Regions from separate parts of the Homo sapiens genome. Here region 2 is linked to region 1. A link is a loop called in an ENCODE intact Hi-C map of the cell type or tissue named here. Cell type or tissue: OCI-LY7. All regions are shown on one strand.

Region 1 (2,500 bases):
GGAGCGCAATGGCGTGATCTCGGCTCACTGCAACCTCCGCCTCCCCGGTTCAAGCGATTCTCTTGCCTCAGCCTCCCGAGTAGCTGGAATTACAGGCGCGCACCACCACGCCTGGCTAATTTTTTGTGTTTTTAGTAAAGACGGGGTTTCACCATGGCCAGGCTGGTCTTGAACTTCTGACCTCGGGTGATCCGCCTGCCTCGGCCTTCCAGAGTGCTAGGATTACAGGTGTGAGCCACCGTGCCCAGCCAAGAATTTTTTTTTTTTAAGTAAATATTTCTTTTTAGGGGTCAGATTTCGTGTTCACTTGCAAGCTCTCAATGACAGTGTTTTTTGCCTCGGCCTCCGAAAGTGCTGGGATTACAGGCGTGAGCCACCGTGCCCGGCCATTTTGGTTTTTTAATTTTTTTTTTTTTTCTTTTTGAGACAGAGTTTCGCTCTTGTTGCCCAGGCTTGAGTGCAATGGCGCAATCTTGGCTCACTGCAACCTCCATCTCGCGGGTTCAAGCGATTCTCCTGCCTCAGCCTCCCAAGTAGTTGGGACTACAGGCATGCGCCACCACGCCCGGCTAATTTTTTCTATTTAGTATTTCAACAGTTGGTCAGTCTGTTCTCGAACTCCTGACCTCAGGTGACGCCTCGGCCTCCCGAAGTGCTGGGATTACAGGAATGAGCCATGGCCTGGTTTTTAAATTCTTTTTAAAGATTGATACTTCATATTGATTTTGAATTTTTTTGTTTTTGTTTTTTGAGACAGGGTCTCGCTCCGTTACCCAGGCTGGAGTGCAGTGGCCCAATCATATTATAACTTACTGCTAATTTTAAAATTTTTTTCTGGGGAGGTTGGGGTTGGGGGTGGTGTCGTCTCCTTATGTCGCCCAGGCTGGTCTCAAACTCCCGGACTCAAGTGATTCTCTCGCCTTGGCCTCCTAAAGAGCTGGAATTACAGGCGTGAGCCACCCCACCCCGAATAACAAGTGATATTGTGTTACATTCGTATAATGTGTAATGATCAAATCAGGGTAACTGGGATAGCTGTCACCTCAAACACTGATCATTTCTTTGTGTTAGGAGCATTTCAAATATTTTCTTCTAGCTACTTTGAAATATACAGTAAATTACCGTTAGCTATAATTACCCTACTGTGCTACCGAACACTAGGTCTGACCGTATTTTAGTACCCATTCGCTGACAGTGTTTTTAAAACTCTCAAAAGCACCTCTTTATTTGTGATAACGATAGCTGCCAAGAACCATCTCTTAATCAACTGTCCAATGATCGCCCTCTCTTCCACCAAAACTAATCTCACGCGACCCAGATGGGACTCGAACCCACAATCCCCAGCTCCGGAGGCTGATGCCTTATCCATTAGGCCACTGGGTCACCACAGGATCCGGCTTCTCACACCCTCTCCTTACGCGATGCCATCATCACGCTCCCGCCCCCGCGCATCGCGGTCTCGCGCCGAGAGGCAAGTGATTTGGCAGCCGCCCCCAGCGGCGGCGGCGCGCGCCTGCGCTTTTCTGCGTCCCTGTCGGCCGCCTGGACTTCCCGCGCGCTGCGCCATGGGCCCGGAGCGGCCGCAAGGGCCCCGGAGGGCCTGCGCGTGACCCTCCGAGCTCTCCTGCCCGGTAACTGCATGGCATCCACCCCGCCGGGTTTGGGTGCTATCCTTCCTGTCGGGTTCTTCAAGCGTTCTTAACTCCAGTTGTCCATTGGGCTCACCTGGGGAATTTTAAACAAGGTTCCAGTGCCTGCCCCATCCCATTCTAGTTCAGTTGACTGGGGCGGACCTGGGCGTCTTCATTTTACAAAGCTCCCCGGGACCCTCTGCAGGGCAGGCGGCGTTGGGAGCCACTGCAGATCGCGAAATCCTCCCGCAGCTTCCCTCTCCCGCCAACCTTCTTGTCCCTGTCTTCTCTTTCTTTCCCGCGTTTATTCAGCAGAGATTAATGTGATAACCTGTTATGTGCTGGGAACTGTTGGGCTCCTGGGTGAACAGGCTTTTCCACCCCACGAGAACTTCAAATCTGACCTTTGTCCCTACGGCCATTCACCTTCAGCCGTTTTCCTCCCCCTGACTCTTCTTTCCCTCTGGAGTAAAGGGAAAATGAACATAACAAAGTCCCTAAGTGCAAAATAGTACGGGTTTGGCTTCCCCCTTCCCTCAGCCAACATCCTGAAGTTAAGTTTTGAGTAAAGACTTGGAGACTTTCTGGTGCCATGCACACTATCTGTATGTTTGTTGCATGTAAAGATGCTGCATTTGTGATTTTTACAAATACACAATTTCGTTTTCTTCTTAGACACGTAACACTTGTTCTTCACAAGTCTGTTTAAAATATGGCTAAGCCGGCCGGGCGTGGTGGCTCCTGCCTGTAATCCCAGCACTTTGGGAGGCTGAGGCTGGCGGATCACTTGAGGTCAGGAGTTGGAGACCAGCCTGGCCAACGTGGTGAAACCCTGTCTCTACTAAAAATACAAAAAAATTAGCCAGGCG
Region 2 (2,500 bases), 66 kb after region 1:
TATACCTACCCTTCATCCCATGCCACTGCTGATAATTTGTGTGATTTTAATGCCACTGAATGCCATTGATTGCACTTGACCCATTCCATCCCCACTACACATTTTCCAGGATTCTATTTTGAGGGGATGTCCTTCGTTGTAGTAACCCCTGCTAATCTGAGATAAATCTTACTTGATCATTTTAATTTTTAAAAATTCCCTAATGAATTCACTTTATATAAATATATATAATATGTGTGTGTATATATATATATATATAGTGTGTGTGTATATATATATATATATATACTATTTAGGATTTTAAAATCTTTGTTCTTATTTATTTATTTATTTGAGATGGAGTTTCACTCTTGTCGCCCAGGCTGGAGTGCAGTGGTGCGATCTCGGCTCACTGCAACCTGCCCCTCCCGGGTTCAAGCAATTCTCCTGCCTTAGCCTCCCAAGTAGCTGTGATTACAGGCATGTGCCACCACATCCAGTTAATTTTTGCATTTCTTGGTAGAGATGGGGTTTCACCATGTTGGCCAGGCTGGTCTCAAACTCCTGACCTCAGGTGATCCACCTGCCTTGGCCTCCCAAAGTGCTGGGATTACAGGGGTGAGCCACTGCACCAGGCCTTTTTCTTATTTTCTCACCAATTTAAAGAAGGGTTTCCCCAAGTTGCAATTAATTTTGGCAGAAATGTCCCTGTATTGATGATTATCTTTTTGTGAAAGTTGATGGAGTTTGTCTTCACACTCTTGTCCTTTTTTTACTCTTTTTTTGAGACAGAATCTCACTCTGTCACCCAGGCTGGAGTGCAGTAGTGCTGGTGCAATCTTGGCTCCCTGTAGTCTTGACCTCCCAGGCTCCCTCTGCAACCACCTGAGTAACTGAGACAACAGGTGCATGCCACCACGCCCAGCTAATTTTTAAAAATATTTTTTGTAGAGACGGAGTTTTGCCATTTTGCCCAGGCTGGTCTCAAACTCCTGGGTTCAAGTGATCTGCCTGCCTCAGCCTCCCAAAATGCTGGGATTACAGATGTGAGCCACCATGCCTGACCATCACTCTTGTCCTTGATATCCATTTTTTCCCACCGACAACACCATGGGAATGTTTTCCTATTCTTTTTCCAGACTTCTAGGCCACCTAGTTTTAGTTTTCTAAGTCAGTGGAGCCCAATTTTTGCACAGGACGATACTCCTAGAGAAAGTCATTCCTTTGCATGGTGTGCTGGGGTAATGAACCTGCTCCCTGTGGCTAGAGACACCCATTATCTCAGGTCTGCCTGAAGGGCCGAGGGGAGCAACCTCTTAGGCTCACCTATAATCCATTTGCCCCCAGATGTGGCTCTTATGACTACATTCCAGTGTGTAAAGTGTGAGAAGAAATGATGTATTCAGCCACTGGGCTGTGCCCTTAGAGGAAATGCATGCCTTCCCCTCCCTTTTATTGCCTCTGCAGGCTGCAATGTGGCCACAGTGTGGGGAGTATTGAACTATACAAGCAACAAAATAGAGTCTGAATCCCCAGCAACTAAGAACTGCTAACAGAGAGATAGGAAGTTTGGGTGTGACACTGGAGTCAGGCAGCCTTGGGTTTAAATGCTGATTCTGCTAATCCCTAGCTGTGGGCCTCGGGTGAAGAATTTAACCTCATGGTCTTCAGTTTCCTTAGCTGTAAAATGCTGGGAGGATGCAAGGAGCTGTCATAACAAAATTGCCTAGCAGTGTTCATGGTCCAGAGCAGGGTTTTAACGAACAGAAGCTGGCACGTCACCACTCTCTGTCCCTAGCAGCGTTGCCTTTTGCCTCCCTTTTCTGCCTTGATCCGCGCCCCCACCCATCTCTCCTCCCGTTCTTTCTTCACTTTCACTTCCTGGTCTGCCTCTTTCTTAAGCTGGACTCTGTGACTGCAGGTGTGTTTAATGTTTGGCTGCCTTCAGGAGGCCAGCAAGGCTCCCTGGCCAACCTTTTACTTTTTTTTTTTTTTTGAGACGGAGTCTTACTCACTGTCACCCAGGCTGGAGTGCAGTGGCACGATCTCGGCTCATTGCAACCTCTGCTTCCTGGGTTCAAGTGATTCTCCTGCCTCAGCCTCCCAAGTAGCTGAGACTACAGGTGCTCACCACCATGCCCGGCTAATTTTTGTATTTTTAGTAGAGAAGGGATTTCACCTTGTTGGTCAGGCTGGTGTCAAACTCCTGGCCTCAAGTGATCGGCCCACCTTGGCCTCCCAAAGTGCTGGGAATACAGGCAGGAGCCACCATGCCCCACCATGGTTCCCTGGCCAACCTGTTACTCATTCCTCTTTCTTCTACAATGATGCTTCTCCACCACATCAAAAGGTCCTCTCCTTTCCTCTTCCACAGCCATTGGCTGCAGGGAAATCCCCAGGGGCAGAGCTGCAACTTGCCAGGCCAGCCCTGGAGGCAGCCCTGGGACCCTCTTGCTCCCTCAACCTTCTCCCTCTCCTTTCCCGGGAGGCCCAGGAAAGGGAGCTGGCACCCTGGGCCACT

What was found. Peaks named below come from ENCODE experiments on the same cell type or tissue, not always from the same donor. Only the 100,000 strongest peaks of a DNase experiment are listed, where the experiment ranks them.
Region 2: a loop joins it to region 1, with 2.7 times the contacts of the local background. A loop is called at or near these places in 4 of 110 quality-filtered maps.

The regions. Positions count from the first base shown.
Region 1 is chr17:68,018,587-68,021,086 of GRCh38, forward strand. It overlaps TRR-CCG2-1 (tRNA-Arg (anticodon CCG) 2-1), which reads right to left and starts at 1,383; the gene lies at 1,311-1,383. RefSeq lists a silencer at 1,236-1,355 and an enhancer at 1,301-1,874. In OCI-LY7, CTCF peaks have their summits at 1,503 and 1,704; a DNase peak (open chromatin) is centred at 1,465; H3K4me3 peaks cover 1,654 bases; H3K27ac peaks cover 820 bases.
Region 2 is chr17:68,084,453-68,086,952 of GRCh38, forward strand. No RefSeq gene overlaps it. Among named protein-coding and RNA genes, the nearest start is that of LINC00674, 16 kb to the right of the region's middle. In OCI-LY7, CTCF peaks have their summits at 1,396 and 1,599; DNase peaks (open chromatin) are centred at 1,429 and 1,879; H3K4me3 peaks cover 1,332 bases; H3K27ac peaks cover 1,852 bases.